Regions from separate parts of the Mus musculus genome. Here region 2 is linked to region 1. A link is a loop called in an ENCODE intact Hi-C map of the cell type or tissue named here. Cell type or tissue: heart. All regions are shown on one strand. Links, peaks and the distances in the headings refer to the core of each region. The heading gives the core; the rest is flanking DNA.

Region 1 (5,321 bases), core at 228-5,227:
GGGAGAACTGGCCACAGAGAAGTGTTTTCATGGTCCTGTTCAGATCAACAAGGAGACGGGAAGAGAGGGAATGGCTATCCTGGCCTGCAGTGCCCAGGAAGGCTCCCTGGAAGAGGCAGCATGGGAGCTGGAGGGTGAATATCTCACGGTCCAAAACCAAAAGTCCAAGTAAAGGGACCCCTTTATACAGGCGGCCACTTTTGTCCCATTTGAGCCCTTATGTAAGGCCAGATAACCAAAGTAGATCACGATTCAGATCTCAGCAAGACAGCAACAGGTTAGGTTGGTGGGGGAGAGGGGGGTTGTTGTTTTGTTTTGTTTTGTTGTTGTTGTGGTTGTTTGGGGTTTTGTTGTTGTTGTTTTTAACTTAAAGCACACAAGTGCTAAGTAGCTGGAGATGGCAAACAGGTAGGCGGATCACAACCAAGAATGACATCTGAAGGAAGTTGGCCTCCAGACTGGCCAGTTCCAGCTGGCACACTTTCAAAGTCATGCACTGGACAGTGCGCTGGGCAAAGGGAGCTGTGGAGACCAAGGCAGTGCCACCTGCCAGTGGCTGGCCCCAGTAAGAGCTCTGCTTCCAACTCAGATCTGAGCTAAGTCGGTGAAGCAGGGGTGGATACTGGGGGAGGGGGGCTGGTTTCTGAGCCAACCAGCAAGGCCAGCACTACAGAGCCAAGGATTCCTGAAATGGGAGAAGCCAAGGCCAGACCCACTGGCTGGTGACCCCTGAGGTTCCTGGCTTGGTGATTATGGAGCTGAACCATAAGTCTGGTCTCTGAGGGTGTGTTCCTGCTCAGGCTTGTCAGGAGAGTCCATCCATTCAGCAACTCCTGAGCACTTCCTAGATGCAGGAGCATTGAGAGGACTCAATCACAGAGCATTGCCCTAGTGAGGCAAACACTCTGAGCACTCAGTCACAGTCGCTGAGGACAGACTTGCTACGTAGGGCAGGCAGGGGGATGGATCTGTTCTCAGGATGCTGCATATGTGGGGCTGCACATGAACAAGAAGAAACCCAAGAATACCCCCTGGGTATTTGGGGGGCGCTCAGTGTTCAGAGAGGTGCCAGGGAGAGGTAAAGGGAGGGGGCAGCAACTGCTGGAAGTACCCTTAAAATCGGAATCTAGGGCTAGAGGGATGGCTTAATGGCTATGAATGAATAAGGCTCTTCTAAAAGACCAGAGTTCAATTCCCAGCACCGGTGTTGGTAGCTCACAACTGTCTGCAACGCCAGCCTAACAGAAGTCAAAGTCTCTGGCTGAGTCTCTGGCTGCTTCGGGTTCTGCATTATCACACACAATTCCCCACAAGCCTCCTGCACGTAAGCTTGTTTGTTTGTTTGTTCTTTAATAATAATAAAAAAAGGTAAAGTGGTCTGGTGAGATAGCTCATCTAAAGGTCCAAATCCCAGCAACCACATGGTGGCTCACAACCACCCGTAATGAGATCTGAGGCCCTCTTTTCTGGTGCATCTGAAGACAGCTACAGTGTACTTATGTATAATAATAAAAAAATCTTAGAGAGAGAGAGAGAGAGAGAGAGAGAAGGTAGTGGTTCTAGGACAAGACTACATAGTAAGACTCTGTAAACAAAAAACAAAAATAAGAGCCGGGAAGTGGTGGCGCACGCCTTTAAACCCAGCACATGGAAGGCAGAGGCAGGTGGATTTCTGAGTTCGAGGCCAGCCTGGTCTACAGAGTGAGTTCCAGGACAGCCAGGGCTACACAGAGAGAAATCCTGTCTCGAAAAAAACCAAAAGGGGGAAAAAAAAAAAAGCAAAACTAAAAACAAAAACAAAACAAAAAACCAAAACAACAAAAAAATAATAATAAGTATATAGATAGACAGGCTGGCAGACAGATAGATAGAAGGAATAGAATATCAATACATCCCAGGAGATTAACCATAGAGGCATAGGCCTGTGATTCCTGGCTTCTGGAGGCTGAGGCAGGAAGGATACAAGTCTGAGACTGATCTGGGCTACCCAGTGAGACGCTATCTCAAAGAGCAATGGAAAATGTAGGCAAATAGTAAGTCATTTTCCTGAGGCCTCTCTGGCTGGAGGGGCAGGCAGGATGAGGCTTAGGGCCTGGCAGCTGCTGCGCCTTGAGAGGACGGCAGGGCCTGGGCAGCCCAGCCTGAGGAGTCTGGAATGTTTCTGACAGGTCTGGGCTAGGGTCCTGGTCCTCAGAGCCTGGAGAGATGTGTGCCCAGATTAAGCACTGCCCTCCCCACAGGAGACTTAGCTGGGCCCCTTTCCTAAATAGGGACAGAGTGGATGTGCCTCTGTTCCCTGGCCATGGGGATAAATAGGGCACCCAGAGAGACAGCCCAGGTCCAAGAAAGGCTGGTCCTGAGGCTGGAGCGCCCTCTGTCTGCAAGAAGGACACCTTCCTTTTCAACGTCAACTGGCTGTGCTAGAGCCCGAAGAGGTATCTCTGAATTCACCCCTGAGACACACACACACACACGCGCGCGCGCATGCACCCATCCACCCAACACCAGTGTACAGGTTCTATACCCAGTAGTCCTAAGTTTACTGGGACACAGGGCATGTCCAGACAGAACACTGGCCCCTGGCAGCTCTGCCCACAGCATCTGAGCCTTCTTACAGCCACAGGACACAGTGACACAGCCACAGGTCAAACTGATGGAAAGTGAGTCAGCAGCGGTCATGTGGCTCCTGTGCCCACTTGCTGTTGACCATTGTCATATGACCACACCTCCCAGAGAGAGGGTCAGGAGACAGGCAGTCTGGTGGGAGGCTCCAGGGTAAATCCTGTTTCTTTAGAATTAGAACAGTCGTTTCCCCAACCTCCCTAACGCTGTGACCCTTTACCTCATGTCCTGGTGACCCCCACCTATAAAATCATTGTCATTGCTACTTCATCATAACTGTAGCTTTGTTTCTGTATGAATTGTAACGTAAGTATCTGTGTTTTCCCATGGTCCTAGGCAGTCCCAGTGAAAGGGTCATTTGATTTTCAAAGGGGTCTCCACCCACAGGTTGAGAACCACTGGATTGGAGGGACCTGATATGGCAGAGCAATGTGTGCTCTCTGACGCAGGCCCCACAAGGCTTGTGTTCCAACTCTGTACATCATAATTAAAAGCCTCCAATGTTGTTCAGACAACCCCGGGTCTTATGCGTGCTAGGCAAATGTCCCACGCCAGCCTGCACCCCAGCTCCAGGAGGAAAAAACTTTAAGTTCCCTGGGGTAATCTAATTGAGAGCTAAAATTAGGGATAGAAAGCCAGATGTGGAGGTGCATGCCTGTAACCCCAGCATTCAAGAGGCTGAGCCCCCAGGACCTCAAATCCAAGGCTCATGTGAGCTACACACTGTCACCCTATCTCCAAAGAAGATGGAGAAAGAGCTGAGGAAGAGGAGGGGGGAGGGGGATGGAGGAGGACAGGGAAAGGGGAGAAGAGGAAAGAAAGAGGAAGCAGCAACAACTAGGCTTGGTAGCTGCACACTTGTGACCCTAGCACTTGAGAGACGGAGGCAGGAGTATTAGCGGTTTGTGGTCATCCTTGGCTATGTTTCTAAATCAAGTCTAGCCTGGGCTACCTGAGACCCAATCTCAAAACTTCAATAAATAAATAGCAGTGATTATAAGCATCACCCTGGGAGTTATAGAGAGAGGTTTGGAGCTTTCATTGGTACAGGCACCTCAAAGAGGAGTCCAAGTTCAAGGCCTTGTGTCTGGTGTGCCCTGGGAGTGCCTCTGTCAGCTACCGCAGACTGGAATGGATCTTTGAGCAGCTACAGTGATCAGGACCAAGGAAGAGTTACCCTTAGGGGTATAGCAGCCCTTCAGAGGTAACCCCATGTACAGAGCCAGCCCTGTGTGCTCCCGTTTTCCAAGTGAGGACAACTGAGGCTGGCAGTGGAAGTCCCACCAGGGGTGTAGCCAAATGGAGAGCAGCACATTGCTGAGGCTGGAATCCTTGTCTGTGTACGTCCCCCAACTCACCACAGCTACTGTGTCTCCACAGGTACAAGAACGACATCCGGATCGATCCCCGCCTCTTTCCAGCCGGCAAGTACCGTATCACCAACAACTACGGGCTGCTGACCCTGGAGATCATGAGGTAAAGCACAGACAGAGCCTGGCCCATCCCCCACTCCCATGACACCACTGAGGCTAACCCTGGGCTCTAGTACCCGGGTTTCGCCATCCTCAGAAGGCCTAAGGGACCAGGGCAAAGCTTGGGGATCCAGCAAGAGAGCTCTTGCCTGAGGTGCCAGGGAACACAGGGCACCAGGGGGGCTCTCGGCTTGCTGATGGAGCAAAAAAGGCGCCTCCTCTCACTACTCCATTGGGGTACCCTGGATGGGAACCAGTCAAGCTTCTTTTGGGGCACACAGGGCTATTCTGGCTGGTGATGAGACTCAGGCCTGAAGCAGAAGATTTGGGCATTATGCCTGACTCTGGCATGGATTGGCACGGACTGGCACTAGGCCTCAGAGGAAAGAAATCTGTTCGTGGTTTTTGACATGGAGATGTCAATAGGGCTGGAGGCAGTGCCTGGAAAGAGGCGCAGACCGCTGGGTTGAATTTCAGTAGCTATGTGACTCTGGGAGAATCGCTCCATCTCTCTGATCTTCTACAGTCGGTAATAACAAGGCAGGGTGGTACATGTTTTCAAAGCCCTTTCCCTTGAGCTGGTATAGGCCGATGTCATATCCCTAGTGTTTCATAGAAATCTAGTGAGCAGCCCAAAGACACACAATCCTGGGTCTTCCCCATGTGTGGGGGAGGGGGGGCTGGGGAGGAGTTCCTTGATGAGCCACCCAGCAAGGGATGTGTTCCTCATGGAGCCTAGCATCCTGTGGGGTTCCTCCCTCCTTTTTAGGTGCACGGTGGAGGACTCGGCCACCTACACTGTGCTGGTGAAGAACGCCTACGGCCAGGCCTCTTCCTTTGCCAAAGTCCTCATCCGCAGTAAGTCCCTCCATCCCCAACAGGCCAGGCCCCACAAGCCCATGGCTAGCAGACAGCCATGAAGCTAAGATGGCACATGAGCTGGGACTGGGGACCTAGAGGCCTTTGGACTGAGAGAGCCTCCTCTCTCAGACTAGCAAGGCCAACTAGGTGAGTTGATGGTGTAAGCAGGAAGCTCTGTCCCCGGAGAGTGTGTGGAGCGCCACTAGGAGGAGAAATGGGGATTCCCCGACCCCTCAGCACTCATTATGCATCCAGTATATACGGTCTGTCTCTGTCCTACGCTAGCCTTGAACTTAGCTCTGTCCCTAGGGTCATAACAGGCATGGGTCAGTCACTAAACTTTTTGTGTCATATGTAAATGGATCA
Region 2 (5,321 bases), core at 224-5,223, 86 kb before region 1:
CTCCTCCATCCCCAAAGCTTCCTGTCCTCTCTAACAAGCCAGTGCTTTTGCTAGCCAGCTCTCAGTCAGACTCAGTAAGTAAAACCTTTTATTTCTGAAACCCCTCCACCTTCAGGGTTGTGGATCCACACAGCTATGGTTAGTTTTAGAATAAGAGTGACCTTTCTCATGGGAAAATAGGACCCGCTACTTTGTATACAGATTTAATTTTTTCTAATTAAAATTTAAAAACATGATTAGAGAGCAGAGGCTTTTAAAGGAAAAGGCTATGTGAGGTGCTGACACAGGACAACAAGGCAAATGAAAGTGTGTGGGTGACAGAGTGAGTTCAGGGCTAACCTGGGCTACTTAGTGAGACATGACCTCCAGGGGGCCTGGGTGGCAGTGTGCTTGCCTATAGCATGCCTTAGGCCTTTGATTCAATCCTCAGCACTGTCAAACAATTTTTTTAAAAAAATCCTTTTGGGGCTGGAGAGATGGCTCGGGGGCTAAGACCACTGGATTCTTTTACAGAGGACTTGGGGTTCATCCACTTGGCGGCTCACAACCATCTGTAACTCTAGTTCCAGGGGATCCAATACCTTCTTCTGGAGTCTGTAGGTGCTGAATGCATGTGGTACGTAGGCATACATGCAAGCAGAACACAGTGCCAAGCAGATCAAAGACCTTGACATAAAACCAGATCCACTGAACCCGATAAAAAAGAAAGTGAGGGAAAGCCTTGAATACATTGGCAGGAGTCAACTTCCTGGAGAGAACATTAAAAGATCCCAGGATCAGCAGTTAATAAGTGGGACTGTAGAGGGATTTTAATCCAGCATCATGGCTACCTTTAATCCCTCTGGCTGGCATACAGACATGCCCTTAGACCTCACCTTTAATCCCAAACAACGAAAGCAGTTAGTTTGAAGCAGGAAGCACCCATGTTTGAAAGTAATGTCTAATTGAGAGGCAGACAGAGTGACGAATCAGAGAAAGACTTGACAGAATAGGACACGCCCAACTCTCACGAGAACAGAGAGCAAAGAGAAGCTACGGAAGACAGAGCAGCTCTAGGAGAGAGAATGGAGAGGGGACAGATTTACAGGGACAGTGGTACAGAGGCAGGCTGCAGAGAGAGAGAGAGAGGACAAACTAGACACAGGTGAAGACAGAACTGACTAGAGAGTGAGAAGGAGTCAGAAGATTAGAATACATTGCCAGAGTTAGTATGAGGCCAAGCAGAGCAACTCAGTCAGAGGCTGAAAGAAGCCAGTCTGAATCAGCCAGTATGGAGAGGAGTTTTGAGTCAGGACAGTTAAGTTGACCAACCAGAGTTCAGAAAGAGCTAGAAAGGGGGAGCTTGTTCAGCAGCAAGTCTCAGAGGCTGAAAACAGTCTAGACCCAGATAAGATTGTATGGAGACTAGAAGCTTCCAGGACTAGGCCTAGGTTAGCAGATGGAGGCCTTGGAGATGACAATGACATCAGACAAATAAAAGATACTTTTACACAGGTCCTCATGGGACTGAAAAAGCAAAGGACACCGTCCATGGGACAAACCGGCAGCCATAGAATGGGATAAAATTCTCACCAACTCCACATTTAACAGAGGGCTCATATCCAAAATACATAAAGAACTCATGAACTAGACATCAACAAACCAATGAAAAAACAGGATGTGAATCTAAACAGAGAATTCTCAACAAAGGACCCTCTCGTGACCGAGAAACAGTTAAAGAAATGTTCAACGTCCTTAGCCATCAGAGAAATGCAAATCAAAGTGATTTTTGAGGTCCTTCTTACACCCGTCAGAAAGGCTAAGATCAAAAGTACAAGTGACAGCTCACGTTGACAAGGACATGAAGCAAGGGGACACTGCTCCATTGCTGGTGGGAGTGCAAACGTGTAAAGTCATCTTAGAAATCCATATGGCAGTTTCTCAGAAAATTGGCACTTGATCTACCTCAAGATCCAGTTATCCCACTCCTGGGCTTAAATCCAAAGGATGCTCCATTCCACCACAAGGGCACTTGCTCAACTATGTTCAAAACAGCTTTATTCATAACAGGCAGAAACTGGAAATCACCTAGATGTTCCTCAACGGAAGAATGGGTGAAGAAATTGTGGTACATTTACACAATGGAGTATTATTACTCAACTGTTTTAAAAAAGAACCATGAAAATTTCAGGCAAATAGATGGAACTAGAAAAAAATATCATACTGAGTGATGAAACCCAGGCCCAGAAAGATAATTGTGATATGCACTCACTGATAAGTGTACACTCGCTGTAAAGGATGATTGTGCTACAATCCACACACCCAGAGAGACTAAGTAACAAGAAGGGGACACAGGAATCTCCCCGGGAAGGGGAAATAGATTTCACAGGTGGACCGGAGGGAGGGGCGTGGGAATGGGAAGAGAAGAGATGGGGGGGGTAAGAGAGAGGGAGAGAGAGAGAGAGAGAGAACTGGGAGAGATGACTGGAACTGGGGGACACTTGGGGGTGAGGTAGAAACCTAGTGCACTGGGAATGGCCAGGAATCTACGAGGGTGACCCTAGTGAAGACTCCTAGCAATAGGGGCTGTGAAGCCTGAACTGGCCATTTTCTGTAACCAGCCAGGCCTTCCAAGGGAAGGACTGGAACAGCAACCCAACCACAAAACCTTCGACCTACAATTCCTCCTGCCTGCAAGATGTGCTGGGATAAAGGAGTCCAAGAAATTCTGGGATTCGCCAACTAATGAACCTGAGAGGCCACCAGAGGGAGCCCACACCTGACACGGCCTGGAGTCCAGGAACCAGAGGCTGGGTGCCCAGAGAGCTGAGGTAGAAGAAAAAGTCAATTAAATGATCCCTAATACTGCTCTGCTCTGCTTGTAGACTGGAGCCTGGCAGAATCACCATCTGAGAGGCTTCGCCCAGCAATTGACAGGAGCAGATGCAAAAACCCACAGCCAAGCCTTAGGCAGACCTCAGGGAATCCTGCAGAACAGGGGTGGGGGTTGTAGGAGCCAGCGGGGTGAAGGACCCCAGGAGAACACAGAATCAATTATCTAGGGCTCAAAGGAGCTCACAGAGACTGAACTGGCAATCAGGGAGTGTGCGTGGATTTGACTCATGTCCTTTGTATACATATTACTAACTTGATGTTTTCATGGAACTCCTAACAGTGGGAGCAGGGGCTATCTCTGACTCTTTTGCCTACTTTTGGGACCCTTGTCCATCCTTAACATGAGAGGATGTGCCTAATCTTATTGCAAGTTGATATACCATGTTTGGTTGATATCCCACTCTTTCCTGAAGGGAAATGGAGGAGGAGTGGATCTGGGGAGAGGGAAGGTGGAAGGGAGGGACTGGGCGGAAAGGGGGAGATGGAAACATTGTCAGGGAATGTAATATATGAGAGAATTAAAAAAATAGGTAGAAATCAATAAATTAGCATTGCCTTTTGAGTGAAATAGTTCACTACTGTCTTTAGAGTCCTCATCTCCGGGATAGTGTTTTGAGTTTCTGTGGAAGAGCAAGCAAAAGCCAGATTTGTTTTTCTGAGTAGCAAGGGAGCACGTGAGAGTGATGTAAGTTGAATACAGCCGTGAACCTGAGCACAGTGCAGTAGATAACAAGAAAGGAATTAGCTGCGCTTCTTGTCTCTATAATTAGCCTTTTGTTTACTTCACCATTAACCTGCTCATAAGAAACAGTCATTACTTGGGGAAAAAAAATGTAAAGAAAAAAATCCTCTTTACTCCAAAATAATGGCCATTACTGTAGAGGGAGATGTCTAGATATTTCTCTCTATGATGTCTAGGAAGACATAGCTTTATCCAGCTTTTTGCTCCTTTTGTTTTAATTGAAACAAAGTCTTGAGTAGATCAGGCTAGCCTCAACTGAATCCCTATAAAGCTGAGAAGCAGTGGTCTTCACTTCAAAATAAGAGTCCTGGGACTCCGAATTCGTTTGGTCTTCATTTCAGAATAAGGGTCCTGGAGCCCCAGCAGAGAATCAGTTTGTGTTGAGAACTTGCAAAGTAGAGTCAGCCCAGAGAAAAGGCAAACATGTTTGGGGCACCAAATGTGACACAAAAATGGTTTTTATGCCCCTAATCTCATTTCTCGGCTCTCTTTGGTTCCCATTGGCTGAATTCTTCAGGGAGCTAAAATCTACCTGCTGTCTAGTATTGTCCCCTTCCGGAATTCCTTATCTAAATGGTACAGGACACAAACCTTTCCTTTTCTGATATGTGAGCTTACAGGCGGGCAGACTACCTGTAACTTTCAACCCTAGAACACACTGACAATACCTAGAGAAGCAGACACCAGCTGCTAGGCAGAGGAAAAAGGGGCCTAGAGCCCCTCCACCATCTCTGACGAGCCCTAAACACACCTTATACTGAAAATGGATCATAATGATTGATTTCTTACATAGCCAAGGTTAACCTTGAACTCCTGGTCCCCCAACCTCTATCAACCCAGGGCTGGGATTGCAGGTGTGTACCTTAAAAAGCTCATAATTTTAGGATGTGTTTTTGTGCTTCTCGAATGTAGTTTAAAAAATCCCAGACACCTCTTGTTGTGCTGGGCCTGAACAGAGCAGAGTTTAAAAAAAAAATCAAATCAAAATAACTCGAGTTAAAGTTGGGTCCCCAGACAGAAACTAAGCTGTCTATTGAATCCCCCAGGAGATCAAGAGAAACCTGAGCTAATGGCCTGCTTTCCAAAAGTCCAGCTTTTGTTCTTTTTCTATCTTGTATGTATTCTGCAACAATTCCATAGAGATATCAATGTACCTATGTGGTATCCACCCCAACTCCCCATTCGCACTCCGTGCAGGCAAAATGCAGAAGATGAAGTCCATAACCCTTAATCCTTACACACAAAAGGACACACACACACACACACACACACACACACACACACACACACACACGTTGTTGTCCTAGCCTTGTCCCGACTCTACCTATAAGGAGAGTAATTTAGAAAGATCCCGCTTCCCCTTCCGTGGTTTCGCAGGTTTCTGGTTTCGGCCCTTCTGTTTACAAAACCAGCGTTTCCCACTTGGCTAGTTAGAATGGTTTGTGTGGTGGAATGAAGTGTCCCCTGCTCCAGGATAGAAAACAAAGCCTGAAGCGATGTCCTTTCTGGTTAGTAGCGACACAGACCGCGTTGCAGCTTAGGACAGCCTCCTCCAAGCTTTTACCGCGATGTAGGCGGGGAGTAACAAGCCTGCCGGGAATTCCTGCAGAAACTCAGTAAGAAACTCGCAAGACAGGCTGGGTGCCATCCCCCGCTCCGCCTGCAAAACGGGAGTCTTGCCAGTCTCCTCGAACTCTACCCTAGG

The links. A loop is a pair of places that touch in the nucleus more often than their neighbours do. Peaks named below come from ENCODE experiments on the same cell type or tissue, not always from the same donor. Only the 100,000 strongest peaks of a DNase experiment are listed, where the experiment ranks them.
Region 2: a loop joins it to region 1, with 2.3 times the contacts of the local background. A loop is called at or near these places in 7 of 42 quality-filtered maps.

What each region holds. Positions count from the first base shown.
Region 1 is chr4:135,766,669-135,771,989 of GRCm38, forward strand. It overlaps Myom3 (myomesin family, member 3), which reads left to right. Exons shown (of 37, transcript NM_001085509.2): 6 at 4,003-4,098; 7 at 4,864-4,952. Among named protein-coding and RNA genes, the nearest start is that of Myom3, 9.6 kb to the left of the region's middle. In heart, for the core only: a CTCF peak has its summit at 2,364; a DNase peak (open chromatin) is centred at 503; H3K27ac peaks cover 1,118 bases.
Region 2 is chr4:135,681,000-135,686,320 of GRCm38, forward strand. No RefSeq gene overlaps it. Among named protein-coding and RNA genes, the nearest start is that of Ifnlr1, 2.8 kb to the right of the region's middle. In heart, for the core only: a CTCF peak has its summit at 2,743 (motif pointing right); no DNase peak of the experiment used is centred there; H3K4me3 peaks cover 579 bases; H3K27ac peaks cover 375 bases; H3K27me3 peaks cover 1,617 bases.